3 separate regions of the Homo sapiens genome follow, and regions 2 and 3 are each linked to region 1. The links are chromatin loops, found by intact Hi-C in ENCODE. Cell type or tissue: heart right ventricle. All regions are shown on one strand. Each heading gives the region's core, and the rest is flanking DNA. Links, peaks and the distances in the headings are about the cores only. Region 1 overlaps SLC43A2 (solute carrier family 43 member 2). Region 2 overlaps SMYD4 (SET and MYND domain containing 4). Region 3 overlaps RPA1 (replication protein A1).

Region 1 (10,562 bases), core at 1-5,000:
ACCAGGACGATGCTGGGTGCAAGAGGGGACGGGGATGGAGCAAAACAGAAAGGATCCACCAGGGCCTGCAACCACGTCTTTGGCCCCGGTGAGGGGTGGGACCTTGTGTATAGGTCCAGGCAGCAGCAGCTGCAGACAGAGGCCTAGAGGGTTTGGAGAAGGCCGACCACAAAGACACGCCTAGACCCCAGAGTCTAGTGAGGAGAGGGACTGGGGGCAGTGTTTCGGCAGCAGACCCAGACCCAGACTCAGACCCAAGCCCCCCTCCTCACTGATCAAAACCCCAAGGGCAGGGAGCCCTTCCTGCTCCTTCCCGCCAGAGCCTGGAGGATGAGGGGCAGACGGGAGGCCCGGCCACTGGTGCCTGCTCCTTTGATCAGCTGTAGTCCCTTCCCCTTCACAGGGCACTTGTCTTGCTGGTTGGGGTCACCAGGGATTGCTCCCCCAAGTACCCATCAGCCTCCAGGGCCCAAATGATTCCATGCAGTAGCTCTCTCCCCCTCTTCTGAGAAGGCTCTTGGCTCCCAGAAACGGAAACCATGCCTGGGCCTGCTCCCCTTCCTTGGGCTGTGACCCCCCTGCCACAGAGGCCCCCCCCCCGCCACAGAGGTCCCCCCTGCCACAGAGGTCCCCCTGCCACAGAGGCCTGGTGGCCCCTGAGCTGCTGCTCCGAGTGGAATGTCCTGGTCTAGAGGCCCTTGGCTGCTCCAGTGTCTTAAGACCCATATATGAGTGCTGGCTCTGACCTTGAACAAGCTCCTCCATCGCTCCAGGCCTCGTTTTTCAGGTGTATATGATGATAGTATCTCTAGGCCTCGTTTTTCAGTTGTAAAGCAGGGATGATCATATGTGTTTAACTCCCAGATTGTTATCAAGTCAAGGACAACAATAGGAAAACATGTCACCTGTCAGCTCCACACAAGGCAAAGTAGGATGGGTGACCCCTGACTAGGGGGTGGGAGTGCAGGGGGCACCCGACCCATCTGGCCAGCCACAGCCTCTGTACCCTGCTCGCATTTTCAGGCCTCAATCCCCAAGCACTGTTGGCCCTGGACTGTTTCCCCCCCTCAATTCTGTTTCTCAATGCCTGCTTCTTCCCAGTAAGTGCCACACCCTGAGGGTGGGTGGGAGAGTGAGGCAGCACTGCCCACTTTGGCTGGGACTGGGCACTGCTGGGGACAGCACGGGCCACGTCTTCCCCATCTCAAGACTGGCTTTTTGGCTAGGCATTGTGACTCACGCCTGTAATCTCAGCACTTTGGGAGGCTGAGGTGGGAGAATTGCTTCAGCCCAGGAGTTCCAGACCAGCCTGGGCAAAATAGCAAGAATTCATCTTTATGAAAAAGAAAAAAAAAATTAGCCAGGCATGGTGGCACACACTTATAGTCCCAGATACTTAGGAGGCCGAGGTGGGAGGATCCCTTGAGCCCATGAGTTGGAGGCCGTGGTGAGCTATCAGTTGCACCACTGCACTCCAGCCTGGATGGCAGAGCAAGACCCCAACTCAAAAAAAAAAAAAAAAAAAAAAAGGCGGCCTTTTCCCAGCTGGCAGCACCCTGGCTAGTTAGGGTTTCTCCGAATCTGCAACTCCTGTGTGATGGCGGGTCTCAAATGCTGGCAGCAGAGTCACCGGTCAGCGGCAAGACCTGGAGTCTCCATTTGGAACCAGCACCCGGGAGCCTCTGCTGGGGGTGATCATGGAGCCGCACGTGGAGGCTGGTGGCTCTGATGGTTCGAGCCGTTCCTCGGCAGCACAGCACACCCGCTCCTGAGGAGCCACGGAGCTCATGAGCGTTGGCAAAGTGCTGTCAGTGCTGGCTGTAAGGAAACAGGCTTGACTTTTAACTCAGCCTTTCCCAAACTTGACTATAATACTTTCTTGAAAATCAGAATAACCACTAACATCACAAAACGAGTGTTCTCAGGAGTGGGCATGTTTATCTCGTTCTCTTTTTTTTTTTCTTTTTGAGACGGAGCCTCGCTCTGTTGCCCAGGCTGGAGTGCAATGGTGCGATCTCGACTCACGGCAATCTCCGTCTCCCCGGTTCAAGCGATTCTCCTGCCTCAGGCTCCCGAGTAGTTGGGATTACAGGCGCACGCCACCACGCCCGATTAATGTTTATTTTTAGTACAGACGGGGTTTCTCCATGTTGGTCAGGATGGTCTCGAACTCCTGACCTCAGGTGAGCCTCCTGCCTTGGCCTCCCAAAGTGCTGGGATTATAGGCGTGAGCCACCACGCCCAGTCTTTTTTTAAATATTTGAGTGAAATAAAGCCTAGGAGATATGTGTTCCAGGCGCCCAAGCTGTTAATGTGGAGCTTGAATGTGGCCTGGACCTGCCCTTTCCTCTTCTCCTTTCATCCCCCTCCCTGCCGCCCACATCCTGAACTGCTCTGAGCCTGCAGAAGAACCCAGCGGGAATCTTCAGGGTTGTGGAAGGGTGTAGGGATGGAAAGGGACCAGGATTCGCCTGTTTGGCTGGGAAAATCGGTAGAGGAGGGTGGCTCACACTTCTAAGATGTCTGCACAAGCCCAGTTTGTTTGGGGGTTGGGGAGGAAGGTCTTTTCCTGGCCCACTGTCCCTCCCGAGTCAGCAGTCCCCCAGAGAGACGAAGAGCAGCTGGGCACGGCTGGAGCTGGTCGGTGGCAGAGAATCTTGTCCTGCCTTTTCTTCTCAAGCTCAAAATAGGCACATGCAGCTATTAACTGATATGCCAGAAGGGGCATCCCTTACCCGGAGGAAAATGGATTTATTGCTTTATAAAAAAGAAGTCTAATAAAACTGAAGAGAAAATAACTAAAAATCCAAACACAACTCACCCCTCTAAGCACGCCCAGGAGGTCTCAAGACACACTTCTGGGGGCAGTCAAGGTGGGCGGGTTGGTGGGCCAGGCGGACGGGCCTCCCCCGTCATCAGCTCCAGGGCCCCACGGAGCCCGCCGGCAGGGGGTGCTGTGGGCCTGTGGCCTTGGACAAGCTCCTGGCCCCACGCCAGGATGGCTCCTGGGCACTGGCCCAGCTGCAGGCCTGGCGGCTCCCGCCTGGTCAGTGGGGATAAGGGCTAACTCCTAGAGCCCACCCCGACCCCACACACACCTCGGACCCACCCACGTCCCCACCCCGGCCTGGACCTCCACGTCTGCCGGCCACAGCCTTTCGTCCACCTCCACAAAAGCAGCTGTGTGTATGTACGGGGTGCCCTGGCGGCGGTCCTCAAATTCCCTTCAGGTGGCAGACAGAACGAGGGTGACAGTGAAAACGTGTCCGCGGCATTGGCCCTCGGGGAGGAGGCGAGGGGTCCACCCAGCCCGCTAAACCCTCTCCAGGGCATAAGCCAGGTGGGGCTTCTCCACCGGCCTCCAACGGGTGGGCAGGCCCTGGACAGGCGACAGGGGGCTGGAATTACAAAGGAATTAGCACCGACAACAGGAAGCGGGTCCTTCCTTCCTCAGGCAGCCTCAGGCTGGCCGGGGAGGGGGTGGGGGCCAGGCGCGGGCGAGACAGTGCAAGCCTTTGTCCTCAGGCAGGTACGGCTGTGGGCATGCAGCCGAGGGGCAGGTGGCAGGCAGGGGATGGCAGCCCCCTCTGCTTTGGCAAGAGGCAGAATCCAGACACTGGCGGGAGAGCGCCTGCCTGCCGGGCGTTCCTGGCTCCTGCTGCAGGCACCACAGAGACCCCAGGCCCCGGGTCCCCGGGGGGCGGCAGAGCAAAGTCAGGGCAGCCCCTGCGTTCGGCAGGAGAAAACGCGCGTGTCCGGGGCCCTCTCCCGTCCTTCCACCACAGAGCTCCGAGGCAGGGCCCCGGGAGGGAGCGTGAACGCTGGCACGGAGACGGCGAAGGTCCTGGGGGTGCGTGGGGTACTCTGGAGGGGCAGGACAGGGGTCAGTCACTGAAGCACAGGCAGGAGACCGCAGTTCCGAGGCGGCAGCCACTACACGAAGGCCTCCTGGTTGGACGAGCCGTTGATTTTGAGGAAGAGTTTGTCATCCTCCTGCCTCTGCTGCAGCTGCCGCTCCAGCTGGCGCCGGTAGCAGATCAGGTAGAGCGGGAGGCAGAAGCCCAGCAGGCTGAGAAGGAGCAGCCCCACGTTCACCTGGGGAGGCAGGGAGGCCGCGCATCACAGGGCGTGGTGGTGCGCCGAGGCTGCAGACCCGCCCTCCACTCGGGTTTGGGAAAGGGGAGAAGGTCACGGGGTGGAAGGGGGAACGAAACAGGAAGGCCCACGAGGTCCCATATGCCAGCGTCCCGGTTCCCAACTCTTCACAGGCCATGTGGCCACCCTCAGGGCCTGGGCCCCCAGGAAACACGGGCTGATCTGAACCTCTGGGCTTGGAACAAGTTCCTGGTACCTGGTGAGGAAATCTGGCCCTCGGAGGTGGGGCGGGGACAGGAACTGTGTTCTTTTTTTTTTTTTTTTTTTTTTTTTGAGACGAAGTCTCGCGCTGTCGTCATTCAGGCTGGAGTGCAGTGGCGCAATCTCAGCTCACTGCAATCTCCGCCTCCCGGGTTCAAGTGATTCTCCTGTCTCAGCCTCCCGAGTATCTGGGATTACAGGCACCTGCCACCACACCTGGCTAATTTTTGTATTTTTAGTAGAGACCTGGTTTCACCATGTTGGCCAGGCTGGTCTTGAACTCCTGACCTCAAGTGATGCTCCCGCCTCGGCCTCTCAAAGTGCTGGGATTACAGGTGTGAGCCACCGCGCCCGGCCCAGGAACTCTGTTCTATTTCTCCCCAAATCAGGTCCAGAGAGGACATGTTCCTTTTCCTGCCTAGCCACCATTCACAAAGGGACTCTTAACCAATCCTAACCAACGCTCCCACATGTCCTCGGGGCCCTGAAGCCCCCGAGGGGGACCTTGCAGCTCGCAGTTAGCAGAAGGGGGCAGGCGCCCATGACCCACCATCCCCCGACCCCTCTTACCCACAGAGGGTCTCCCTGGAGAGGACCCATCATGGCCAGAAACAGCGGCTGCTGCAGAAGGGCGAAGAGCGCGCTGATCAGAGACTGCAGTCCCGTGAGGCTGCCGAACTGGGTGGAGGGGTACCTGCAGGGCAAGCGACAGCTCACAGCCATCCTGCCTCCTGGGCTTTGCTTGGCCCCAGGTGTCTGGTGACCCCGGGCTGCACCGTTGGTGCCAGAGAAGGGTGGGGTGCCAGCCCTCGGATTCCTTCCTGCTGGGCAGTTCTGTTTTTTTTTTTTTTTTTTTAAGATGGAGTCTTGCACTGTCGCCTGGGCTGGAGTGCAATGACACGATCTCGGCTCACTGCAACCTCCGCCTCCCCAGTCCAAACAATTCTCCTGCCTCAGCCTCCCTAGTAGCTGGGATTACAGGCGCCCGCCACCACATCTGGCTAATTTTTTGTATTTTTAGTAGAGACGGGGTTTCACTACGTTGGCCAGGCTGGTCTCAAACTCCTGACCTTGTGATCTGCCTGCCTCGGCCTCCCAAAGTTCTGGGATTACAGGCGTGAGCCACCGCGCCCGGCCCTGCTGGGTGGTTCTGCAAAGTGTTTCTCTTTGGACCAGCTCCAGGCCCCAGACTCTGGGGAGGGCCCACCCCACTCAGCTGTGCCCAGGGCCTGTGGGTGTCTGGCTGAGCCGAGTGGAAAGCGTGGTGCCAGCGGGGACCTGCGGTTTGGGAAACAGGCCCAGAGAGGAGTGTGGAGGCTGGGCTTGGCTCTGCAGTGCCCTCGTCCAGAGAAGCATTGAGTAATCGCGGAAACTCAGCACCACAGATCCCGCCCCCCTCCCTCAGACCCTGCCAGGACAGCCACAGCTTCCTCCAGGCCTGGGGAGGGGCAGGCGGAGGGCAAGCGGAGCTGGGATTACCCCAGGGGCTGTTGCGGGAATTGGGAGAGAGTTCCGGGCTAAATCTTAGCACATGTCAGGCTCTGCTGGCCCAGAGGTGGGAAAGGAATCCCAGCAACACATGAGCTGGTCCCACATCAGAGACTGTGGATGATGATGTTTGAGTTTCAGTTTTTGGGTCAAGGCCTGAGCCAGAGAAGAAGGAACCACTGTGGTTCCTTTTATGTTTCTGGGGCTTCTTGGAAAAAGATACAGGTTTCATTTTAGCCAGGGCTGGAGAAAGCTATGGCCAGAGCTGGGCGCACTGAGGCTCTGGATGGGCCCGTCTGGTGTATTCTGGACTCAGTCACCCATGTTGCTGCCCGTGATGAGGGCAACTGGAACTTCCGCATTTAGCTTCAGGCAGCCAGAACCTACCCATCCTTCCCAGTGAGCAGCCAGGGCCAGCCCCAGGACTCGGCTGTAGTGGCCCCTGAGGCCATAATGAGCTGCACAGGTGCCTGACCCTGGCTGGGGGAACTGACTTCGTGTTGAATGCCAAGGCTTGTGAGCACCCAACTGTCTGCCCACTGACCTGCTTCCCACGAGGTATGGCCTTTCCCTGAAACACCCAGCAGAAACCCTGGTACCTGTCCCCTGAAGCAGGAAGATGAGCCCTTCTGGGACAGGCTGACCCTGCCTCAGAGTCTCAGTCCCACCAGCAACCTCCCCCCGGCCATTCCCACACCCTCGCCCACCAGGCCACCTGCGGCTTCCAGGACTTACACGGCAGCGTACAGGCCCCCGACAGCGGAGTGGATGAATCCTCGCACGATTGTGTGCAGGATGAAGGAGAGGATCTGGGGGAGGAAAAGGCGACTGTGGGCATAAGGCCTTAAGGGACCGTCCCCTCAGCCCCCGCCCTCCAATTCCTGGGGGCCCTCACCCCAGGGGCAGTGTCAGCCTGGAGTTGGATCAACCCCATCCTCCGGAGCCAATTGTGAATTTTCAGAAATTTTGCAAGCCAGTCGTTAACACAGTCATTTTTTGTTTGTTTGTTTGTTTTGTTTTTTGTTTTGTTTGAGAAGAAGTCTTGCTTTGTCGCCCAGGCTGGAGTGCAGTGGCGTGATCTTGGCTCACTGCAAGCTTCGCCTCCTGGATTCAAGCAATTCTCCTGCCTCAGCCTTCGGAGTAGCTAGGATTACAGGCCCACGCCACCATGCCCGGCTAATTTTTGTATTTTTTAAGCAGAGATGGGGTTTCACCATGTTGGCCCGGCTGGTCTCAAACTCATGACGTTGTGATCCACCCGCCTCAGCCTCCCAAAATGATGGGATTACAGGCATGAGCCACTGCGCCCAGCCTAACCGAGTCATTATTAAAAATTAAATTATAGGCTGGGCAAGGTGGCTCACGCCCGTAATCCCAGTGCTTTGGGAGGCCGAGGAGGTGGATCACCTGAGGTCAGGAGTTCGAAACCAGCCTGGCCAACATGGCGAAACCCTGTCTTTACTAAAAATACAAAAAATTAGCTGGGCGTGGTGGTGGGCACCTGTAATCTCAGCTGCTTGGGAAGTTGAGGCAGGAGAATCGCTTGAACCAAGAGGTGGAGGTTGCAGTGAGCTGAGATCACGGCATTGCACTCCAGCCTGGTGACAAAGTGAGACTCTGTCTCAAAAAAAAAAAATAATAATAATAATAATAATTAAATTATAAGCCGAGAATGGTGGCTCACACCTGTAGTCCCAGCACTTTGGGAGGCTGAGGTGGGTGGATCATATGAGGTCAGGAGTTTGAGATCAGCCTGGCCAACACAGTGAAACCCCATCTTTACTAAAAATACAAAAATTAGCCGGGTGTGGTGGCGGGCGCCTGTATTCCCAGCTACTCAGGAGGGTGAGGCAGGAGAATCGCTTGAACCGGGGAGGCGGAGGTTGCGGTGAGCCGAGATAGCACCACTGCACTCCAGCCTGGGTGACAGAGCTAGACTCTGTCTCAAAAAAAAAAAAATTACATAAATTTATGACTAAATAAATAAATTATATTAAAGTAAAGGTAATGAATACTCAAAACTCTGAAAACTCATCACTTCCTGGCCTGGTGCAGTGGCTCACACCTGTAATCCCCACACTCTGGGAGGCCTGGGAGGATCACTTGAGCCCAGGAGTTCCAGACCAGCCTGGGCAACATGTCAAGACCCCATCTCTGCAAAAAAATATAAAAATTAACTGGGCTTGGTGGTACGTGCCCGTAGTCCCAGCTACTCAGGAGGCTGAGGTGGGAGGATCACCTGAGCTCGGGAAGTCAAGGCTGCAGTGAGCCAAGATCCCACCACTGCACTCGAGCCTGGCTGATGGGAGTGAGACCCTGTCTCAAAAAAAAACAAAATGAACGAACAAAACCATGGAAAACCTCATCCCTTCCTAATTATTTTACTTGGTTCACTAGAGCCTGTGCACGCATCAGGCTTTCCTTTTTTTTTTTTTGGAGACAGAGTCTTGCTGTGTAGCCCAGGCTGGAATGCAGTGGCACGGCTCACTGCAAGCTCCGCCTCCTGGATTCAAGCAATTCTCCTGCCTCAGCCTCCCTAGTAGCTGGGATTACAGGTGCATGCCACCAAGCCCGGCTAATTTTTGTATTTTTTGTAGAGACGGGGTTTCACTAGGCTGGTCTCGAACTCCTGACCTCAGGTGATCCACCCGCGTTGGCCTCCCAAAGTGCTGGGATTACAGGCGTGAGCCACCGTGCCCGGCCAGGCTTTTCACATCTACTGTAGAAATACCACGTGTCACTGTGACTCTCCAGTTCCACAGTCAGTGGCAACACATGGGCAGCTGGAAATCAGCCACGGTGAGTGCATGTGCACCGTGGAAGTCGGCAAACACTAGAACCAGGGCCCTGCTGACAGACGTGTATGGGCACAGCACTGAGCAAGAGGTTGCTGACCACGGCCTCGAGCTGCCTTTGCCCACCTCGGACTGTGCTCCAGGGTCTCCCAAGCCTGGTCACCCGGCCCTCCCAGCAGGTGGCTGCCCTCTCACCTCCCTCGTGAAGTGTTTCTTCGCTTTTTGTTTTGTTTTCTTTTTGTGGTTTGTTCTGTTTTGTTTGGTTTTGTTTTGGGACGGTCTCGCTCTACACCCCAGGCTGGAGTGCAGTGGTGTGGTCTCGGCTCACTGCAACCTCTGTCTCCTGGGTTCAAGCGATTGTTCTCCCTCAGCCTCCTGAGTAGCTGGGATTACAGGCATGTGCCACCAGGCCCGGCTAATTTTTTTTTTTTTTTTTTTGAGACAAGGTCTCACTCCGGTTGCCCAGGCTGGAGTGCACTGGTGCAATCTCAGTTCACTGCAGCCTCAACTTCCCGGGGTGCAGTGAGCCGAGATTCTCCCACCTCAGCCTCCTGAGTAGCTGGGACTACAGGTGCACTCCACAACACCTGGCTAATTTTTATTTTTAGTAGAGACAGGGTGTCGCCATATTGCCCAGGCTGGTCCTAGTAAAGTTCTGTCGCTGTCTGTGGGAGGCCCCCTGCCCAGGAAGGCTGCTGCTGGCGGACTCCGCCAACTCCGAGAGGCACTTTTTAAGAGCCATCCTCTTGGCCACCAGGTCCCTGTGGTCGCCTTGTCTTCTGTACACAGCCCTGCCATCCCGCTCAGCAGCCAGGACCTGTTCCCAGGAATGTGGGTGGTGGGGGGGCAGGGGCTGCTCTTGGCAGTGTTGAAAGAGGGCTGTGCCCAGTGCCCACACACACACACACACACGCACGCTGTGCAGGCCTCCCCACCTCAAATGCCTTGTTGCCTTTTTACAACTTTTCTTTCAGTGAGACCTACATAAAACAAAAAGATGACTGTCCCCACTGAGCACTGCCCCTCGACTGGACAAGGCGGTTAGGGCAAAGGTCTGCCAGTCTTGCAGAGAAAGCAGCCCAGGAGGCCAGGGAGGGCCGGAGGGATGCAGCACCCCCTGGGGCCGGCACAAATGTTCCACGGCCCGCTGCGCTCTGCACGCCCAGTGTTGGCACGTACACACAACAGTTCCCACGGTGGGGCACACCTGGGTGTTCAACGTACCTCAAGGCCTCCTGTAAAAAGGGAGGGACTCTTACTTCCCTCCTGGACTTGACCCAAGATGCCATCTGGACTCAGGCTACACCTCTCTGGAAGGAAAAGCCACACTTGCGTCCCTCCACCATTTGTAAATTTAGGGATTGGGCCAAAACCTACTGCTAGACCACTTTCACAGACCAGTGGGTGGAGCCAGGCAGGTGACAAGGGCCACCTTACTCAAAATCTCTGTCAAAAATCAGGTTCCAGAAGCCTCAAAAGTTTGGCAAAGAAATTCAGTTTTTTTTTTTTTTTTTGAGACACAGCCTCACTCTGTCGCCCAGGCTGGAGTGCAGTGGCGCAATCTCGGCTCACTGCAACCTCTGCCACCCGGATTCAAGCAATTCTCCTGCCTCAGCCCTCCTGAGTAGCTGGGATTACAGGCATGTGCCACCACGCCCAGCTAATTTTTGTAATTTTAGTAGAGACGGGGTTTCACCATTTTGGATAGGCTAGTCTCAAACTCCTGACCTCGTGATCCACCTGCCTCAGCCTCCCAAAGTGTTTTGGTTTTTTTTGGTTTTTTTTTCTGAGACAGAGTCTCACTCTGTCATCCAGGCTGGAGTGCAGTGGCGCGATCTCAGTTCACTGCAACCTCCGCCTCCCAGGTTCAAATGATTCTCCTGCCTCAGCCTCCCGAGTAGCTGGGATTACAGGAGTGTGCCA
Region 2 (10,562 bases), core at 3,215-8,214, 210 kb after region 1:
ATTGCACTCCAATCTAGGCAATAAGAGCAAAACTCCGTCTCAAACAACAAAAAACCAAAGTATAACTGGGCTTTTTGAAGAACATGAAACATGCCCAGTGTCTGAAGTAGAATAACTACCGAACTGTCCGTAGGACTAAACTTTTTCTTGAAAAAGCTCTACCAAAAAAAGTCACCGGCCACTCCCTTGTCACAGTTATTAGACAGGAGGAGAAATGATAATTCTACTGCCCTTCATTCTACAAATGTTTGAGTGCTAACTGTATTCCAGATTCTCAAAAAGCTATTGCCAGGTATCTCTGGGGCTACTGATTTCCTGATCATAATGCAATGGCAACCAACGGGCACTTGGGCATGGTGAGGGTGGGCAAGCTTTCAAAAGCAGCGTGGATCTGGCATTCTTTTCCACGAATGCACCTCAACTACTTGGCACCAGTGGTAACACAGCAACCAGGGTTCCGACCTAGAGAATCCCGTAACCTTCTGACTGGAACGGGGTCTGGGCTGTCGCTACACATCCTGGTGGAAGGCAGCTATCATCCCTACCTTCTGCCTTCTGTCTCTTAAATCTGAACCACAAACAGCAACGTCCATACCCTCAGCATTGTTAGAATCCCCTGCAGCCTCCAGTTCTCATACTGTCTGTATTCTACTCGCCAGTTTGGAGAGGTCTGGTGGAGAAAAGGAGTCTCTTTTCAGGCTTGACAACAAATAGAACTCAGGGCCGGGCGCGGTGGCTCACGCCTGTCATCCCAGCACTGTGGGAGGCCGAAGCGGGCGGATCACCTGAGGTCGGGAGCTCAAGACCAGCCTGGCCAACATGGAGAAATCCCATCTTTACTAAAAATACAAAATTAGCCGGGCGTACTGGCGAATGCCTGTAATGCCAGCTTCTCGGGAGGCTGAGGCAGGAGAATCGCTTGAACCTGGGAGGCAGAGGTTGCGGTGAACCAAGACTGTGCCACTGTACTCCAGCCTTGGTGACAGAGGGAGACTCTGTCTTAAGAAAAAAAGAAAAAAAAAAAAAAAGGGCCGGGCTCACGCCTGTAATCCCAGCACTTTGGGAGGCCAAATCACCTAAGGCCGGGAGTTTGATACCAACCTGACCAACATAGTGAAATCCCGTCTCTACTAAAAATACAAAATTAGCCAGGCGTGGTGGCGGGCGCCTGTAATCCCAGCTACTCGGGAGGCTGAAGCAGGAGAATCACTTGAACCCGGAAGGCGGAGGTTGCCGTAAGCCAAGATCGCGCCATTGCGCTCCAGCCTGGGCAACAAGAGTGAAACTCCATCTCAAAAACAAAACAAAACAAAACAAAACAAAACAAAACCAACAACTCAGAAGGAGGCATATGTGTTATAAAGTCTTTACTACAACTTTGATTTTATTAGTGGTTGGTTACTGACTCTGCCAAGAGTACAGAATGAAGGGCAGAGAGTAAGGACTGGAAAACTGGCAGGAAACACACTGACAGCCGTCATCCCTGGAGGAAACTGCTCAATAAAACGGCTCCATATTTACTTCTCTGGTCACGGTTCATACTCCACGATTTTAACAAAGGAGTCGAGGAAGCTAGATACTGTAAGTGGAACGGTGTGTCTCTGGAGGTAAGCAGGCTTGCTGATTTCTTGTTTTATAATTCTTTTTTAATTACAATGTAACTACTAAGAGCTTCAGTTCCCACTGGAGTGGTGCACACATCTCATTACTACTAAAACCACAGGAATGTTCCAGGGAAACAGACTATCATCACTGAGCGAGGTGGAATCCAGCCAAAACCCCAGGCTAACATCCAGATGCCTGCAGATCAGCTAAAATCCTTTTAAAGGACTTGGAATCTCCAGATACTAGTTTTAAGTCTTTTCTGGGAACTGGGAGTTTGTACTGGAGGCCACTTAACTATTTCAAAAAATATTCACCAAAATAGGTGTCTCTCTGACTGCAACGGTTTGAGTCCTCCTCAGCCCTCATATCCTAGGCTTCGGACTGTTGGGAAAGTCTTATCTTCCTGACGAAAGCTCAGCAGCAACAGAACCTGTTATTTTTTTGTTGAGACAGGGTCTTACTCTGTCACCCAGGCTGGAGTGCAGTAGTGCGATCTTGGCTCACTGCAGCCTCAGCCTACCAGGCTCAGGTGACCCTATCTCAGCTTCTCGAGTAGGTGGGACTACAGGCATGTGCCACCATGCTCGGTGAACTAAAAAAACTTTTTTGTAGTGATACGGTCTCACTATATTGCCCAGGCTGGTTTTGAACTCCTGGGCTCAAGTGATCCTCCCACCTCAGCGTCTCAAAGTACTGGGATTACAGGTGTGAGCCTCTACACTGGGCCTGCAGAACCTACACAGAATCCGCACCTGGTCTGCAGAACCCACACCCGACCCACAGAACCCACACCCGACCCACAGAACCCACATCTGGCAGCAGAACCTCTTAATATTTTTTTTTTTTCTTTGAGATGGAGTCTGGCTCTGTCACCCAGGCTGGAGTGCAGTGGCGCGATCTCGGCTCACTGCAAGCTCTTCCTCCCGGGTTCACCCCATTCTCCTGCCTCAACCTCCCGAGTAGCTGTGAATACAGGCGTCCGCCACCACGCCCGACTAATTTTTTTGTATTTTTAGTAGAGACGGGGTTTCACCGTGTTAGCCAGGATGGTCTGGATCTCCTGACCTCGTGATCTGCCTGCCTCGGCCTCCCAAAGTGCTGGGATTACAGGCTTGAGCCACCGCACCCGGCCTCTTATTTTTTTTTTTGAGATGGAGTCTCACACTGTCACCTGGGCTGGAGTGCAGTGGAGCGATCTCGGCTCACTGCAACCTCCGCCTCCTGGGTTCAAGAGATTCTCCTGCCTCAGCCTCCCAAGTAGCTGGGATTACAGGTGCCCACCACCACGCCTGGCTAGTTTTTTGTATTTTTAGTAAAGATGGGGTTTCACCATGTTGGCCAGGCTGGTCTTGAACTCCTGACATCAGGTGATCCGCCCACCTTAGCCTCCCAAAGTGCTGGGATTACAGGCGTGAGCCACCATACCTGGCCAGCAAAACCTCTTTAACTTGTGTTCCATGGGCTCCTTTTCTGTGGGTCAAAATCCTCCTGGAACCCTACAATGCAGGCCCTACAGGGGTGGGTGGTAAGTCCAACAAACAGGATTTCATCTTCTGGAGCTCCTGGATTTCATCGTCCCATGGGCCACAGTGCAGCGACAGAACCTCCTCAGCTTTCTGTATTGTGCTCAGGGCTTCGGGTACTGCAAACCTGAGCCAAGGGAGGTAAGAGGAGTTAGTTCACTGATTTGTGAGGCAAATGTTAATTGAGGGCCTACTCACACACCGTGAAGAATGTAAGATCATTTCTGTCATCAAGGATCCTACAATCTAGAACAGTAAGTAAGACACTGTCACAAACACGCTGCAAAACAAAAGTGTGAGAAAACAGTTATAAAAGATAGTATAGACGCCAGGATCCTGAGAACACGAGGCAAATCTCAAAGCTTTTTTTTTTTTTTTTGAGACAAGAGTTTCACTCTTGTCGCCCAGGTATTTGTGCGACCTCGGCTCACTGCAACCTCCGCCTCCCGGGTTCAAGTGATTCTCCTGCCTCAACCTCCTGGGCAGCTGGATTACAGGCGTGAGCTACCACACCCGGCCTCAAAGTTTTCATCTGGTATTTACCACAGGTTTACATAGCAGTTTTCATTTTAGGGTGACCATCTTAGGGCTGACCTCTGACCTAACTCTGCAGCCCTTTTCTCTCTCTCTGACCAAACAGAATGTCTCTGTGTCTTGGGTACCAGGCCCACTCAGCACAGCCTTAGGTTGAAGCTTTAAGCACTTTCTCATAGCCACATACACCAAGGGCAGCTTTACCAGGGTTGGAGGTTCCACCCGGAAATCCTGAAATTGGGCCCTAAATGGTCTCAGTAGCAAAAGTGGATTTGGCATCAGCTCATCAGCGTGCTGTTCTTTCCTTTTAACCTTCAAAGTAGAACAGGGGATTTAAAACAAAAAACAAACAACAGCAGCAAAAAAGCAGGGTTTCTCGACCCTGACACTATTGACACTGTTGCTGGCTCCTTCTTTGCTGGGGTTGGTGGGGGGGGCACTGTCTTGTACCCGGGAGGATGCTTAGCAGCACCTCTGGCCTCTTTCGAATAGATGCCAGCAGCACCCCCCTTCCAAGTCATGACAATCCAAAATGTCTCCAGAGATCGCTTGAGCCCAGGAGTTGCAGGAAGCAGTGAGCTGTGACCGAGCCACTGTACTCCAGCCTGGGCAAGACAGCAAGACCCCTTCTCAAAAAAAAAAAAAAAAAAGTCTCCAGGCAATGCCACATGTTGTCTGGGGGTAAAATCAGCCCTGGTTCAAGCAAACGCTTTAAAAGGAAGAGGATGCAGAGTAGGGAGAAGGCAGAGAGCCTGGAGCTGAGAGTGCTGGGAATGAGACAGCCAAAGGGGCTGTGACGAACCAGAGAACAACCAGAAGGAGAGCTATACTGGAGGGTGGGTGGGGCTGCCTGGCCAAGTTCTCTCTGGGAAACTCACTTGAGATCTAAAAGCTTTCCCCATATCTCCCAGGAGGAAATTCTTTTTTTTTTTTTTTTTGAGATGGAGTCTCGCTCTGTCGCCCAGGCTACAGTGCAGTGGCGCGATCTTGGCTCACTGCAAGCTCCGCCTCCCAGGAGGAAATTCTAAAGCGTTATGTTTGTTAGCAAAACAGAAGGCAAAGATCTCTCCTAAAGAGGAAATAAAGAAGTTTCAACATGCTTTTAAAAACACCATAGAAAAAAAGTAATACCCAGAAGAGCCTAGGAAAGGAACAGTGTGTGCCCTGTGAAGTGGGAAAGGGACTCACCCGTTGAAAAAGATCTGGGCCAATTTGAAGAGCTCATGGCCCATTTCAACACTGGACGGCCCGTGGCGAACCTCCACCACGTAGAGACTCCTCTGTAGATGGGTGGCTGACTTTTGCCAGTCTCCTGTGAGAAGAGAAAAATCTTGTTCCAGAAAAGAACCACTGTCAACTGTGGATGCATATTTTCAGGGGGAGGAAATGGAACGAGAGGGGGAGCACCCTCAGTTTACAGAGCGGGGGGTAACCAGGCAGACAAGGCCGGGGCCACGGCGAAGTGCCCACAGCAGACTGTTCCCGACGCAGAACGTGAAGGCTCATGCTGTACCTAAGGCAGCACAGGCCCGGGCCAGGCCATCCGCGATCTCTCCCACCACGGCGTGCTCTGCCCACAGGAAGCTCTCGGCGTCACGCTGGCACCCCGACAGCCGCTGAACAGCTCGCTCTGTCAATGCAGAGGAAAGACGTCTCACTATAGACAGAAGCCCAGTCCTAGGAATGAGAATCCAGGTCTCAAATCCTCTGAATCAGCTGGGCTGAATGTGGAAATTCCCCCTGGCCTCCCTGGGTTGTCACCAACGCACAATGTCTGTTCCAATAAAGCTGCTGTTTTCTTCTGTTTTCTCTGTCAGTGGAGAAAGGCGCTAGGGGAGGCCTCCCCACATTTACACTGTATTTTCAACATTAACTTCCCAACTCGACCAACTCTACCTTTCACGTACGGCCATGATTTCTCTTGACCCTGAAATCTAAGCTAAAGGTCAACTTTCATAAAGCAGGGTAAATAAAAATCCCATGATGTCAAGCTCTAAGGCAGGGTTTTCAAGGGCAATGGGGAGCTCCGCAAGTCTCAGACAAAAGCAAGACACTCCTATCAGCTGGGCTCACGCCCCACTGCTCTCTAGCAGAGACTAGCTCTGAGGAGGGAAGAACCGCCCTTCTAGGAAGTTACATCACTAGGCCCTGGAATTAAAATAAATGACACTCAACTTCTGGAACTGCACACAGCTCACGGATGTCAGCGATGACCCGTTAGTTGGCAGGGGTACTTCAACTTAGCAATCAGATGCAGAAGAAAACAACAGCTGAAATCACCTGGCCCCTTTTCAAGGGCCCCACAGTAACAAAGCTGGTCAGGGTTTGGACTCACTGGCCTATATAGCCATCTTGTGGCTGGCATGGGGATAATTACATCCAATTCTCCCATCAGTACTGAGTATCCCTGAGTCCAAAACGGTATCAGAACAAATAAAAGGGAAGGGGCTGGAGGACCAAAGCAGGGAGCCAGTCTCACCTAGTTCACCATCTCTGAGAAGCTTCTGGGCCACTCTGACCTGCTGCTGTAGGTCCTGTAACCGAGAGACCAGGTGGTCCCTGCTGACGGCGGATTCTGCACAAGATCTGCTGCCACAGCGCAGCACGTCATCTCCCTGTGGAAGTCAGTTTTCTCTTTATTCCAATGCCAGGGTCAGTTATCAACACCGCCTGTGCTTACATTACAGGACTGCTCCATAGTTTCTTACCTCATGGGGGAAAGAGACTCCTGTAACAATACATCGTGACGAAAGTCTGAGCGAATTTTGTTTGATGGCGGCAATGGCGGCAATTCTAATGAAGTGTATCAGCAGTAGCTGATCCCACCTGAGATTTCATTTTTGGAACAGAACTGGTACAGTGCACAATTTCTTTCCACTTCTATAGCCCCTCTTGTCGCTTTTTGGGGCCAGGACTTTAGATGACAAACATTTCTTTTTTTTGAGATGGAGTCTCGCTCGGTCTCCAGGCTGGAGTGCAGTGGTGCGATCTCGGCTCACTCCAAGCTCCGCCTCCCGGGTTCACGCCATTCTCCTGCCTCAGTCTCCCGAGTAGCTGGGACTACAGGTGCCCACCACCAAGCCCGGCTAAATTTTTGTGTGTGTTATTTATTTTTTTTTTTTAGTAGAGACGGGGTTTCACCGTGTAAGCCAGGATGGTCTCGATTTTCTGACCTCATGATCCGCTCGCCTCAGCCTCCCAAAGTGCTGGGATTACAGGCGTGAGCCACCGTGCCCGGCCTTGATGACAAACATTTCTAGTAGTTATGAAAAAGTCCTCAGAAAACCAATAGAAGGCCAGGTGCGGTGGCTCACGCCTGTAATCCCAGCACTTTGGGAGGGCGAGGCGGGTGGATCCATGAGGTCAGGAGATCGAGACCATCCTGGCTAACACGGTGAAACCCCGTCTCTACTAAAAATACAAAAAATTAGCCGGGCATGGTGGTGGCGGGCGCCTGTAGTCTCACCTACTCGGGAGGCTGAGGCAGGAGAATGGCGTGAACCCGGGAGGTGGAGCTTGCAGTGAGCCGAGATTGCACCACTGCACTCCAGCCTGGGTGACATGAGAGAGACTCTGTCTCACAAAAGAAAAAGAAAAAAAAAAAAAAAAGAAAACCAATAGAAAGGCTGGGCGTGGTGGCTCACGCCTGTAATCCCAGCGCTTTGGGTGGTCGAGGCAGGTAGGTCGCTTGAGGCCAGGAGATCGAGACCAGCCTGGCCAACATGGAGAACATGGCCAACTCGTCTCTACTAAAAATACAAAGATTAGCTGGGCATGGTGGTGCATGCCTGTAATCCCAGCTACTGGGGAGGCTGAGGCAGGAGAATTGCTTGAGTCTGGGAGGTTGAGGCTGTGGTAAGCAGAGATCGTGCCACTGCACTCACTTCAGCCTGGATGACAGGGCAAGACCCCATCTCAAAAAAAAAAAAGAAAAAAAAAAAAACTAATAGAAAAAGGTGCTAGGTGCGATCGTCCTACATTTGACCTTGGGTCTCCAAGTTTAGCTTTCTAACACAACCGGCTCTGCCTTTCACTCATGACTCCCCTAAGAAGAATACGGCACTTGTGGCAGAGGGGAAACCTCCGAGGTGGACATCTGCTGTGTTTCAAAGGCCGATATCTATTTTCTCATTTGGCAACAGCAACCCAACCCAGTTTCTCATAAGGATCCCTCTCACCCTCAGTCCCATGGCCCTTGCCCTACAGCTGAGGGTGTGGCATGTGGCTCACATATGGCTCCTTCCTCTGGCCCAAATGGCTGGAGGAAAACTATGTCTAATTTTCCTCCAGCCACAGTTCTCAGGTCAATGAAACACAGTAACATCTCTGCCCAGGCTGCTGTTTGAGTGGCATGTGCTCTTATCCTCCTTGGCAGGAAATCCGCAGGCTGGGCTGCTGGCAGCCATCCTGCATCGTAAGAGGGAAGTCTATCTGAGGATGGGCTAACACAGAGAAAATGAAGCTGAGAGGGGTGGACAGAAAGCCCCTGGATCAAGCTGTATCTTAAGCAGCCTTATCCTGGAATTTTTCTCATAACATTTTTTTTGGTAGAGACAGGGTCTTGCTATGTTGCCCAGGCTGGTCTTGAACCCCTGGCCTCCAAGTGATCTGTCCACCTCAGCCTCCCAAAGTGCTGGGATAATAGGCATGTGTCACTGTGCCCAGCCTATCCTGGGACTTTTCAATGACTGACTTCAGCAAATAAATTCCCAGTCTCCCCCAGATCCCAAACCAGTTCAGATGGGATCTTCTGTCCTTTATAAAGGAAACATTACTAAATTGAACCTTTCCCTGTGGTTTCTCTGGAGGGGAACTAGTGTATGGGGATGACTGGCTAAAATGGAGGTGATATTACTGGTCTCAGCACTTACAAGTCCCTGATGGCTTCCTCCTAAACACTGATCACCCTTGGGGTGGAAAACTGACCTCCAGGAAAAGTGGAGGAGACAGAAGAGAGAATTACCTGCATGGGCGCTCCGCAACTGTTGCAACAGAATGCTTCCCACCTGGGCCCTGCAGCCATCCTGTGTGCCTCAGTTTGACAAGCTGGACAGGCGCAGTCAAAGAAATACTGAGACCTCAGCTTCTGCTGCCTTTCGGCAACCCCCATCCGGCTCTTGTGAGGCCCTGGAGGGAGATCACCGTCAGCCAATATTGAAAGCAAGAGAGAGTCAAACACTACGTAAAAACCTTCAGCTTAGCAGAGGGTCTGGACAATTACCTATCATGTGACAGCTAACCTTTACCCAAATATTTGTGGAACTGGATACTAAAATAAGCTTCCAAGTTGCTGAGACAGGAAGAAAGAGAAGCCAAGAAGTTGTTCCTAGCCCATTTTCAGAATAGGAAGTTTATAGTGATTAAACAGCGAGACATAGTTTAGCCGCAATAGGGCCCTAGCACGAAGGCCATTCCTTCCATCCTCCCTTCCTTGTTTTTGGCCTAAGTGTTCACTGCCTCTTCCAGGAAGCAGACAGTAGACAGGTGAAGTCACATGCCTGGTGGCTTGCTGACTTGCGTCCCCGTCCTTTTCTGTTGGAGAAGGGCAGGATGGCAGTGCGGAGGGATGGCTCACCATAGCAGTGGAGAATCTCTTGCCCCTTTCTAATCCGCTGTGACGCCCGGATGGTGGCGACAGTGCTAATGAAGGACACGCTGGTGTTGGGGCTACAGGAGTGGTTCAGGAGGCTGATAACAGGGAAGATGCCTGTGGCAAGGCGCACCTGCCTGCTGTCGGTAACGATGCTCCCTTTAGGTCCTGAAAGGGCAAGAGGAAAGAAGGAAAAAGGTGTCAGCACATGAGCCCTGGCCTTGCCCTCTGTTCCTCAGAAGATGAGCTGGGCAGCTAGGCCTGCAGCCCGTGTGAGTCATGGCTCCACAGCCAGATCCAATATAAATCAGATGGGACATGACTCACGGCAAGCTCCAGTCCCCAGGAAGCAAAGTGGATGAACGCACACAAAGTCCACTGGAGTCCTGGAACCTAACGACTGTGTCTCTACACCACGAAATAGCCAAAGATAAGAACTTATAAAGAAGTAATAAAAAAGGGATGATAAGTAGGGAGCGTTCTAGATAGTTTCATAATGTTCTCACATAGAAACCAGAGCCCCTGTTGAGGTGACTTCCCAAAGACTTTTAGAGCCCAAGGGCTTTTGTTTATCTGGTCTTTGGTTGGTTAACAGAACAAGCGACCTAGTTACTACCCCAAACTTTATATATTTAAGCAGGCCAGGCACCAGGGCTCCTGCCTGAAATCCCGAGGCTCACGCAGAAGAATTGCTTGAGCCCAGGAGTTCAAGGCCAGCCTGGACAACACAGCTAGATTTGGTCTCTAAAAAAAAAAAATTAAAATATTAGCCAGCTGTGGTGGTGCACACCTGTAGTCCCAGCTACTCAGGAGGCTGAGGTGGGAGGATCAGTTGAGCCCTAGAGAGCGAGGCTGCAGTGAGCCAGGATTGCACCACTGCACTCCAGCCTGGGTGACAGAGCAGGCCCTGTCTGAAGAAAAATAAATAAAAATTTAAAAAAAGTTTTACTCTAATTGTAACATTTATTATTTTTTTCTTTTTTGGTCTTTTCAGGCCCATAGTTTACTTTAAAATTTTGTTCATTTTGGCCGGGCGCGGTGGCTCACGCCTGTAATCCCAGTACTTTGGGAGGCCGAGGCGGGCAGATCACAAGGTCAGGAGATCGAGACCATCCTGACTAACACGGTGAAATCCCGTCTCTACTAAAAACACAAAAAATTAGCTGGGTGTGGTGGTACGTGCCTGTAGTCCCAGCTACTCAGGAGGCTGAGGCAGGAGAATCGCTTGAACCCCTGAGGACGTTGCAGTGAGCCAAGATCGTGCTGCTGCACTCCAGCCTAGACAACAAGAGTGAGACCCCGCCTCCAAA
Region 3 (10,562 bases), core at 2,733-7,732, 290 kb after region 1:
AGCTGATTTTTGTATTTTTAGTAGAGATAGGGTTTCACCATGTTGGCCAGGATGGTCTCCATCTCTTGACGTCATGATCTGCCCGCCTCAGCCTCCCAAAGTGCTGGGGTTAAAGGCGTGAGCCACCATAATTGGCCTAATTTTATTTTTTGTGGACATGGAGTCCTGCCATGTTGCCCACACTGGTCTTGAATTCCTGGCCTCCAGCAATCCTCCTGCCTCAGCCTCCCAAGTAGTTGGGACTGCAGGCTGCACCTGTAGTCTGGGAGGTGGAGTGCCGGGCCTGCCTGTGGACTGCCTGGACTGGGGCTGGGACGGCAGTGCCACCACGCCCGGCTCATTTCTTTTCTTTTTATTTGTAGGGGCGGGGTCTCACTTTGTTGCCCAGGCTGGTCTCAAACTCCTGGCCTCAATCCTCCTGCCTTAGCCTCTCAAAAGGCTGAATTACAGGCATAAGCTACTGTGCCTGGCCATTGTGTATACTTTCTATTGCTAGCCGTTCAAGTTCACTAATGGTTTCTCAGGCAGTGCCTAATCTGCTGTTAATCCCATTGAGTGTATTTTTCTTCTCAGATAGTATAGTTTTTATCCCTAGAAGCTTGATTTTGGGTCTTTAAAAACTCATCTACATCTCTGCTTAATTTTTGGGACATACAGAGCACAATGACAGTATTTGTTGTAAGGTCCTTGTCTGTGGATTCTGGTGTCTGTGTTAGGTCCGGATTTGTTTCCGTCAGTTGATCCCGGCCTCTCCGATCATGGATCATATTTTCCTGCTGCTTTTCATGCCTGGCCCTCGGACCGAATGCCAGACATTGGGATTCGTACCTCGTTGGGTGCTAGAAACTTTTGTAATCCTGTAATTATTCTTGAGCTTTTTTCAGGGATACAGTTAACTTGGAGACAGTTTGATCTTTTGGTGTGTTGCTTTTAAGATTTATTAGAGAATCAGAGAGCTGCATTTAGTCTAGGTGTAGTTATTCCCAATACTGAATCGAGACCTGACAGACTGTTCTACCTCGTGCCCCATGAATATGAATTTTTCCCATCTGACTGGTAGAAACAGGTACTATTTCAAGCTTGCTGTAAACACAGGCATGGTTCCCTCTGGCCTTCTCAGATGATTCTCACCCTGGCCTCAGATCGTGTCCACACACACACACGGGCCAACCAGGACTCTGCTGACTACCCAGGAAACCTGCCACCCATTTCTGGAGTTCTCTGTGTACAGCCCTCTCTTCTCTGCTACTCTGTCCGGCCAGCTAGACGGCGATCTCCCCAGACTCTCGGCCCCCATTTCTGCACCTCGGGTTCTGGCAGGCCCCCTAAGCCCTTGAGGCACTGAGCTGGTGCAGACCCACTCGCTCGCTTTCCTGTGCACAGCAGGCGCTACCCCTCATTGAAAACCATGCGTCTCACGTATTTTCTCCCTTTCTGGTGGGGGGAGGGGGTTATGTTAGGTGTTAGGGTGAACCTGGTCTCTGTTGCTCCATTTGTCCGGTACGTAGTTTTAAAAGTTGAATATTTTTGCGAGGTGTGTCCTTAAAAACAAAACAGCATTCTCCTGCCTCACTTTTCTTTGGCCTCTGACTCCTGTCTAGAGACAGTCTGTTTCAAATCTCACAGCTGTTTCTTCTCTGTTTGTCTCCATATTTCTAAATAACACATTTGTGCTGCTCTTCGTTAATTTTTTCAGTTGAAACATTTGTTTATTAACTTCACGCTATGGGAGATTAGAATGTGGTGCTCTCTCTTTTTTTTTTTTCTTTTTTAAGAGTCTCACACTGTCACCCAGGCTGGAGTCCAGTGGCGTGATCTTGGCTCACTGCAACCTCCGCCTCCTGGACTCAAGCAATCCTCCTTGCCTCAGCCTCCTCAGTAGCTGGGATTACAGGCGTGCACCACTGCACCCTGCTAATTTTTGTTTTTATTTTTTTATTTTTTGAGACGGAGTCTCACTGTGTCGCCCAGGCTGGAGTGCAGTGGCGCGGTCTCGGTTGACTGCAAGCTCCACCTCCCGGATTCACGCCATTCTCCTGCTTGAGTAGCTGGGACTACAGGCACCCACCACCATGCCCGGGTGATTTTTTTTGTATTTTCAGTAGAGACGGGGTTTCACTGTGTTAGCCAGGATGGTCTCCATCTCCTGACCTCGTGATCTGCCCGCCTCAGCCTCCCAAAGTGCTGGGATTACAGGCGTGAGCCACCGCCCCCAACCGTATTTTTTTTTTTTTTTTTTTTTTTTTGTAGCGATGGAGTCTATGTTGTCCAGGCTGGTCTTGAACTCCTGGGCTCAAGCAATCCGCCCACCTGAGCCTCCCAAAGTGCCAGGATTACAGGTGTGAGCCACAGCGCCCAGCTTAGAATGTAGCTCTCTTATACCTCTCTTGTCCCTGCTGTCCACATGGAAGAAGTAGATGTTAATATCGATTAGCTCAATATTTATTTATTTATTTATTTATTTGAGATGGAGTCTCACTTTGTTGCCCAGGCTGGAGTGCAGTTGCATGATCTTGGCTCACTGCAACCTCCACCTCCCAGTTCAAGCTATCCTCATGCCTCAGCCTCACCAGTAGCTGGGATTACAGGCACACACCACCATGCCCAGCTAATTTTTGTATTTTTAGTAGAGATGGGGTTTCACCATGTTGGCCAGGTTGGTCTCGATCCCCTGACCTCAAGTGATCCGCCCACCTTGACCTCCTAAAGTGCTAAGATTATTGGCGTGAGTCACTGTGCCCAGCTTTTTTTTTTTTTTTTTTTTTTGAGATGAAGTTTTGCTTTGTTGCCCAGGCTGGAGTGCACTGGAACGATCTCCGCTCACTGCAACCTCCCCCGGGTTCAAGTGATTCTCCTGCCTCAGGCTCCCAAGTAGCTGGGATTACAAGTGCCCGCCACCACGCCCAGCTAATTTTTGTATTTTTAGTAGAGACGAAGTTTCACCATGTTGGCCAGGCTAGTCTCGAACTGCTGACCTCAGGTGATCTGCCTGCCTCAGCCTCCCAAAGTGTTGGGATTACAGGCGTGAGCCACCGTGCCCGGCCAAGATTTATTTATTTAGTTATTTGGAGACAGGTTCTTGCTTTGCCATCCAGGCTGGAGTGCAGTGGCTCAAAAAGGGCTTACTGTAGCCTCAACCTCCCAGGCTCAAGTGATCTTCCCACCTCAGCTTTCCCAGTAGCTGGGAGCGTGAACCACCACGCCCAACTAATTTATTTTATTTTATTTTATTTTATTTTATTTTATTTTATTTTTTTGAGACGAGTCTCACTCTGTCACCCAGGCTGGAGTGCAATGGCACAATCTCGGCTCACTGCAACCTCCACCTCCCGGGCTCAAGCGATTCTCCTGCCTCAGCCTCCCGAGTAGCTGGGATTACAGGTGCCCGCCACCACACTCAGCTAATTTTTTTTATTTTTAGTAGAGACGGCGTTTCACCACGTTGGCCAGGCTGGTCTCGAACTCCTGACCTCAGGTGATCCACCCACCTTGGCCTCCCAAAGTGTTGGGATTACAGGTGTGAGCCACCGTGCCTGGCCCCAACTACTTTTTATATTTTTTTGTAGAAACAGAGTTTTGCCATGTTGTCCAGGCTGGTCTTGAGCTCCTGAGTTCAGGTAATCCACCTGCCTCGGTCTCCCAATGTGCTGGGATTACGAACGTGAGCCCCTGCAGGGGGCCGACATCAAAATTTAAATGGCCAGTCAGATTGAAGTTTTTCTATGAAACATATCTTGCTTTATTAAAAATTTAAAGTTTTCAAAACATACTTGTAGAAGGCAATTTTCAAATGGTTGTTATGTTTTCAGATATTTTTAGTAATCAGAACAACATAATTTTATTGTTTTACTAATCAGCCAATTTTTGAACTAAATCTGAAGTCACTAAGAGATGATGGTCAATCATGAATATTTGGAAAAAAATTTGTGATATAATTTATAGAAAAGAAATGTTCAGAGTGTATTGAATAATTTTAATAACATATAACTAATTAAGTACATATATTAACTAATTATAACTGTGACATTGAAAATATAAAATCGACTTTAAGCTGGTCAGCATCAAGAAGCTGGAAGATGTTCATGTGGCTTATTTGAAATCTTCCGCTGTGTATCTCCTCCTTCCCAAATGATTTCTCAGTAGGAAGCTATGTTTGAACTCAGAGAAGGAGCTGTTTCTTAAAAATTAAACTGTCTCTGCTGCTCCCAATAGACAAAGGTGCTTAGCTGGTTCCCACTGAAGTACACTAATTCACTGTCTTAATTTAAATTTACCAATATATGCGGGGCATAGTGGCCCATGCCTGTAATCCCAGCACTTTGGGAGGCTGAGGTGGGCGAATCACCTGAGGTCAGGAGTTTGAGACCAGCCTGGCCAACATGGTGAAACCTCGTCTCTACTAAAAATACAAAAAAATTAGCTGGGCATAGTGGCACGCGCCTGTATTCCCAGCTACTAGGGAGGCTGAGGCAGGAGAATCGCTTGAACCTGGGAATCGGAGGTTGCAGTGAGCTGAGATTGCACCATTGTACTCCAGCCTGGACAACAAGAGTGAAACTCTGTCTCAAAAATAAATAAATAAAAATAACTTTAACAACATAGTTCTTCAATTAGTCCATAACTAACTTTTACTATTAGTAGGGTTTTCACTTAAGGGTAAGTGGAATTGAACCCAGTAATTCTTAGGCTGGACCTTAGGTGGATCACCTGAGGTCAGGAGTTCAAGACCAGCCTGGCCAACATGGTGAAACGCCGTCTCTACTAAAAATAAAAAAAATTAGCCGAGTGTGGTGGCGGGCACCTGTAATCCCAGCTACTCGGGAGGCTGAGGCAGGAGAATCACTTGAGCCCGGGAGGTGGAAGTTGCAGTGAGCCGAGATTGTGCCATTGCACTCCAGCCTGGGCGACAGAGTGAGACTTGTCTCAAAAAAATAAAATAAAAACAAATTAGTTGGGCGTGGTGGTTCACGCTCCCAGCTACTGGGAAAGCTGAGGTGGGAAGTAATTCTTGCATCCTGTCTTCGTTTTCCTACCTGGAACTGAGTCCTGGCCTTTGCCTAAGTGAGATAATGGAAAGGAAAGGAAAGTTGGAGAATCTCAGGTCTGGACCTTAGCAGTGAATTCAGCACAATCGCAGAATGTTGAGGTAGAGGAAACTGTTGTAGAGATCAGTTGATCAGTTTTTAATCATTAAATAAAAACGTGAATGAGGCAGTGAAGTAACTTCCCCAAGGTCACACAATGGGTTGCTACAAGAAATGAGAATGAGCATTTGTCATTTCCCAGTGAGAACAGTTTCCATTGTGCCCGGACCTTCAAAGATTAACCTTCATACCAAAGTTTTTGCCTACTTGAAAATTGTATTTAAGTACATAGATCGTGTGAGTGAGTCTACTGCGGGAATGTTATATACATAATTAAAATTATCTCTATTTCACATTTATATATTTGTCCATTAAAACTTGCATAATTAAATAAATGTAAAATATAACTGAGATAATCAGACATCTGTTTTCTTTAATAAACATTAATCTTGAATAGATAATATGGTTAAATGATTTCAAAAAGATAATGTAGTTACATGATTTAAAGTTATAGCTACCGAATTGTGTGTGCAGAGAAATCTTACTCCTACCCTTGCCGCCCCTGCCACCCACTGCTGCCCTCTAGAGGTAAAGTTTTCGTGGTTTCTTTTTATCCTTCAGGCGTTTCTTCATGAGAATGTAACCAAATACAAATATATATTCTCGTTCCGTACTCCACTTTGCCTACACAAAAGGCAGCATACTGTGTACACTATCGTGTCTTTTTCTCCTGCTTTTACTTATTTATTATTATTTTAATAGAGATGAGACCTCACTATGCTGTTCAGGCTGGTCTCAAACTCCTGGGCTCAAGCGATTCTCCCACTTCAGTCTCCCAAAGTGCTAGGATTACAGGCGTGAGCGCTGCGCCCAGCCATATCCTGTTTTTTTAAAGTTTTCTGGCCAGGTGTGGTGGCCCCCGCCTGTAATCCCGACACTTTGGGAGGCCAAGCTTGGCAGATCGCTTGAGCTCAGGAGTTTAAGACCAGCCTGGGCAACATGACGAAACCCTGTCTCTACCAAAAATACAGAAAATTAGCCAGGCGTGGTGGTGTACACCTGCAGTCCTAGCCACCCGGGAGGCTGAGGTGAGAGGATCACTTGAGCCTGGGAGAAAGAGGCTGCAGTGAGCCAGGGCTGTGCCACTACACTCCAGCCTGGGTGACAGAGTGAGACTCCATCTCAAAAAACAACAAAAAAATTTTTTTTTGGCCTAGAGATAATCCCATATACTTGTATATGCTTAGAGATCTTTTTTTTTTCTTTTTTCTTTTTTTGAGACGGAGTCTCTCTGTCACCCAGGGTGGAGTGCAATGGCGCAATCTCGGCTCAGTGCAACCTCTGCCTCTTGGGTTCAAGCAGTTCTCCTGTCTCAGCTTGCCTAGTAGCTGGGACCACAGGAGCCCACCACCACGCCCGGCTAAATTTTTTATATTTTTAGTAGAGATGGGGTTTTACCATGTTGGCCAGGCTGGTCTCGAACTCCTGACTTCAAGTGATCTGCCCACCTCTGCCTCCCGAAGTGCTGGGATTATAGGCGTGGGCCACTGCGCCCGGCCACCGGCTAATTTTTTTATATTTTTAATAGATATGGGGTTTTACCATGTTGGCCAGGCTGGTCTCAAACTCCTGACTTCAGGTGATCTGCCCACCTCTGCCTCCCGAAGTGCTGGGATTACAGGCGGGGACCGCTGTGCCCGGCCACCGTTTTAGTTTTTACACTGAAATTATTCATGCTGCTTCTGTCTTATACTGTTGTGGGTTCTTGATTTATGGTGTTTCGGGCTTCATTTTCACACAACTTGGAATGTGCGGGTTTTCTCTGTTCCCTGGTTTCACTGAAGATGTCGTTTCTAATGAGAGATGTGTATACGTCTGTGTGCACGTGCATGTATGTGTATGCAGTTGGCATTCATTCCTGTTGCTCTGTATTGGTTTTTAGAGTGGGAAGATGTGGGGCTAGGCCATCATTATGCTCTTTCTAGAACTGGAACCTACTAGATATTAATTTTTATTTACACAAATTGTAATTTGATGCTTTAAATTGGAGAGGGAATCGGGTAAATTATTCGGCTAAATTATTAAATTGACACATCACTTTTTTTTGCAGTAGTAACGTTTTGTTAAAATGAGCGAATTTGTTATCACATTCTCAGCTTTCAGGAAGGTGAGCTGAGACAAAGCAATGCTTAGCATTTTTCTGAAACCTTTGGATGCAGTCAGGACAAGAGAGAGGTGATTGTGCCCAGCTTTATCACCTCTGGCCAGGTTTCTAGTGTTTGTGTGTGTGTGTGTGTGTTGTATTTAATTGAATGATTGCTTTGGACATTTTCTGTTTTGGGGGCAAAAGTGTTTATAGTGAAGATGGGCTGGGCTCAGTGGCTCATACCTTCAGTCCCAACACTTTGGGAGGCTGAGGCAGGAGGATCGCTGGAGACCAGGAATTCAAGATTGGCCTGGGCAACATAGTGAGACCCTGTCTCTACAGAAAACAAACAAAAAAATTATCCAGGCCTGATAGCACACTCCTCTAGTCCTGGCTACTCGGGAAGTCGAGGTGGGAGGATCACTTGAGCCCAGGAGGTCAAGGCTGCAGTGATCTGTAATCACACCAGTGCACTCCAGCCTGGGTGACAGATCAAGACCCTGTCTCAAAAAAAAAATTAAAAAGAAAAAGAAGATGGAGATGATGAAAGGATTGAAGGATACTTATTGCTTAGTCAGAAATACAGGGCTATGGGCCGGGTGCCATGGCTGACACCTGTAATCGCAGCACTTTGGGAGGTCGAGGCAGGAGGATCAGTTGCGCCCAGGAGTTAAAGATCAGCCTGGGTAGCTGTAGAGACAAAAGTAGTCTCTACAAAAAAAAATACAAAAAATAATCCAGGCGTGATCTCGTGTAACTAGTTCCACCTGCCGGGGAGGCCGAGTCGGGGGATTGCTTGAGGCCAGGAGGTCAAGGCCTGCAGTGAGCTATGATCATGCCGCTGTACTCCAACCTGGGCATTGGAGCAATACCCTGTCTCAAGGGGGAAAAAAAAAGAAAATAAACATAGGGCTATGGAAAAATATTCCTTTATTTCAGTACCCAGCTCCACTGGGCCTTTCCTTTCTCCAGTGTCTGTTAAAGCTCAGGGGGATAAGATTGCTGTTCAGGATTACTTACTCTCGAATTTCGTTGTAACCAGATCAGTGAGCCAGTGCGGAAATAGCTTTCTTATAGTGACTTCTACCTCACGGGGCATTTCACCGCAGTGCTTTCTCCTCTGTTGGGAAAGGACGCACACTCTGTGCTAGCGGGTGGAGAACTAAAGTTCATTTTGTATCCTCCCAGCACCTAATCCAGAACTTGTGCCATGTGAGGTGACCAGTACAATTAAGTCTAGCCCACAAATAGGCAGGAATTCCAAAATGTGCGTTGAAATTGTCTTGGCGGGGCACGGTGGCTCACTCCTGTAATGCCAGCACTTTGGGAAGCCGAGGCGGGTGGATCATTTGAGATCAGGAGTTCGAGACCAGCCTGGCATACATGGTGAAACCCTATCTCTATTAAAAATAGAAAAATTAGCCAGGCGTGATGGCGGGTACCTGTAATCCCAGCTACTTGGGAGACTGAGGTTGCAGTGAGTTGAGATCGCGCCACTGCCCTCCAGCTTGGGCAACACAGCGAGACCCCGTCTCAGGAAAAGAAAAAAGAAATTGTCTGATATTTATAGAATTTTCAAAGTGTGAGAAATAAAACTTCAGACATAATTCGTGCTTCATACTATATTGAATTAGATGATTTTAAAGTCTCCCGTATTTACCACTGTATTTTTGTCTGCGTATATAAGTTCCATGCACCTATACTATGGCTAACAATATTTTACTTTGACTAAAATTTGTTACACAATACTTAATTATTAGTGTTACTTATTATTGAAAGACATTAGTTGAAATTTCTTTCAGCCTGATTTCATCCATTTTCTGCCAAGAGGCAATTGTAAATTATTGGATTGACTCTTCTACATATTGTTTGTAGTTGTTAAGAAAGTACTTACTGGTAGAAGTTGAATTTTTTGTTGCCCTTATTCTCCATTGTCTGTTTAGCGAATTTTTCTCTGCGATGGCTCACTTAACCATTATAATGATAAAAATGATAGGTGTGAGTGCAAATAATTTGAGGTGCTAAGAGTCTGCTCTGAAATATCCTGTTTCGGCCGGGCATGGTGGCTTATGCCTGTAATCCCAGCACTTTGGGAGATTGAGGTGGGCGGGTCACCTGAGGTCAGGAGTTTGAGACCAGCCTGGCCAACATGGTGAAACCCTGTCTCTACTAAAAATCACAAAAATTAGCTGGGTGTGGTGGCCAGCGCCTGTAATCCTAGCTACTCGGGAGGCTGAGGCAGGAGAATCTCTTGAAATCGGGAGGCGGAGGTTGCAGTGAGCCGAGATGGCGCCGTTGCACTCCAGCCTGGGTAACAAGAGCGAGACTACGTCTCAAAAAAAAAAAAAAATCCTATTTTCCCCCTAGGTCAAAGCCAGTGATATGTAAAGCTAGCATAGAGCAAAAGAGTCTGAGAACCATGATGTTGACCTGTCTTATTAGAATGGTTTGATTTGCAGGTGACACAAAGCAGAAGATGTGTCAGAAGTTAAGTCTCTGCATTACTGCTTTGGGGTGTAATTTAATTTTTAGAAGGATTTTTACTTAGCTGTAGACTGATTTTTCTGGGGTCTCGTGGCCCCTTGCCATTCACAACATGCACTGCAACATGTTGCTATGTAGAATGCACCGGATTCTTGCCGTCCATTTGGCTCCGGGCTGTCTCTCGTCTCTTGTGCCAGATTTGCACATCTGGTCCAGAGCAGGAGTTAAGGATTGCTCTAGTAAGTGGATTAGTAGCTTTTCCTAATTACCAGATCTCACAACTAGAGTTGCGGCTGCCAGAATTGGTCGTTCACAGTTAACAATTACCTAGATGATGATGAAGTACATGGATCTAGTCATAAAAGCCTCGGTTCAAGCAGATGTCCTGCTTCCCAGCTGTGTGATTTGAGCCAGTTACGTGGTTCCTCTAACCCAGCGTTCTCACCTGTTAAAGGGTATGATAATAGTGTCTACATCCTAGGGCTGGCAGGCACTGTAGCAATGCACGTACCTGCACTCTCCTGAATGCAGTACCTGAAGCAGGGTGAGCACTCAAGAAAGGGTAGCTGTAATTCATACGTATTACAGGGCTTGATTGTTAAATATTCTGTGCTTCATGGACTCTCAGAATCCGGGGATCACAAGACTGTACTGTTACATTATGTACTGCTAAAAGGAAGTGATGGTAAGACATTAATTTACATGTTAAAATGTGAAAAAAATGTGGATCTTAGAATAGGTAAACTAAGGTAAGTCACATTTTTAAAAATTGTGGTAAAATACTACCTAACATGAAATTTACATTTGAGCAGTTTTAAGCATACAGTTCAGTGACATTAAGTCCATTA

The links. A loop is a pair of places that touch in the nucleus more often than their neighbours do. Peaks named below come from ENCODE experiments on the same cell type or tissue, not always from the same donor. Only the 100,000 strongest peaks of a DNase experiment are listed, where the experiment ranks them.
Region 2: it touches region 1 in a loop (4-fold over the local background); 9 of 110 quality-filtered maps call a loop at or near these places.
Region 3: it touches region 1 in a loop (2.8-fold over the local background); 6 of 110 quality-filtered maps call a loop at or near these places.

What each region holds. Positions count from the first base shown.
Region 1 is chr17:1,571,671-1,582,232 of GRCh38, forward strand. It overlaps SLC43A2 (solute carrier family 43 member 2), which reads right to left. Exons shown (of 14, transcript NM_152346.3): 12 at 6,580-6,653; 13 at 4,927-5,050; 14 at 1-4,095. The coding sequence ends at 3,934. Among named protein-coding and RNA genes, the nearest start is that of PITPNA, 14 kb to the left of the region's middle. RefSeq lists enhancers at 1-590, 3,846-4,658, 4,659-5,470, 5,471-6,282, 6,283-7,093. In heart right ventricle, for the core only: a CTCF peak has its summit at 2,929 (motif pointing right); DNase peaks (open chromatin) are centred at 2,971, 3,962 and 4,161; H3K4me3 peaks cover 882 bases; H3K27ac peaks cover 3,074 bases.
Region 2 is chr17:1,778,185-1,788,746 of GRCh38, forward strand. It overlaps SMYD4 (SET and MYND domain containing 4), which reads right to left. Exons shown (of 11, transcript NM_052928.3): 6 at 9,238-9,420; 7 at 8,626-8,789; 8 at 6,142-6,277; 9 at 5,176-5,292; 10 at 4,851-4,974; 11 at 1,301-3,255. The coding sequence ends at 3,102. Among named protein-coding and RNA genes, the nearest start is that of SERPINF1, 21 kb to the left of the region's middle. RefSeq lists an enhancer at 5,671-5,965. In heart right ventricle, for the core only: CTCF peaks have their summits at 6,022 (motif pointing left) and 6,221; DNase peaks (open chromatin) are centred at 4,547, 4,917, 5,227, 5,847 and 1 weaker place; H3K4me3 peaks cover 1,239 bases; H3K27ac peaks cover 5,000 bases.
Region 3 is chr17:1,859,974-1,870,535 of GRCh38, forward strand. All of the region lies in intron 5 of RPA1 (replication protein A1), which reads left to right. Among named protein-coding and RNA genes, the nearest start is that of RPA1, 35 kb to the left of the region's middle. In heart right ventricle, for the core only: a CTCF peak has its summit at 5,676 (motif pointing left); no DNase peak of the experiment used is centred there.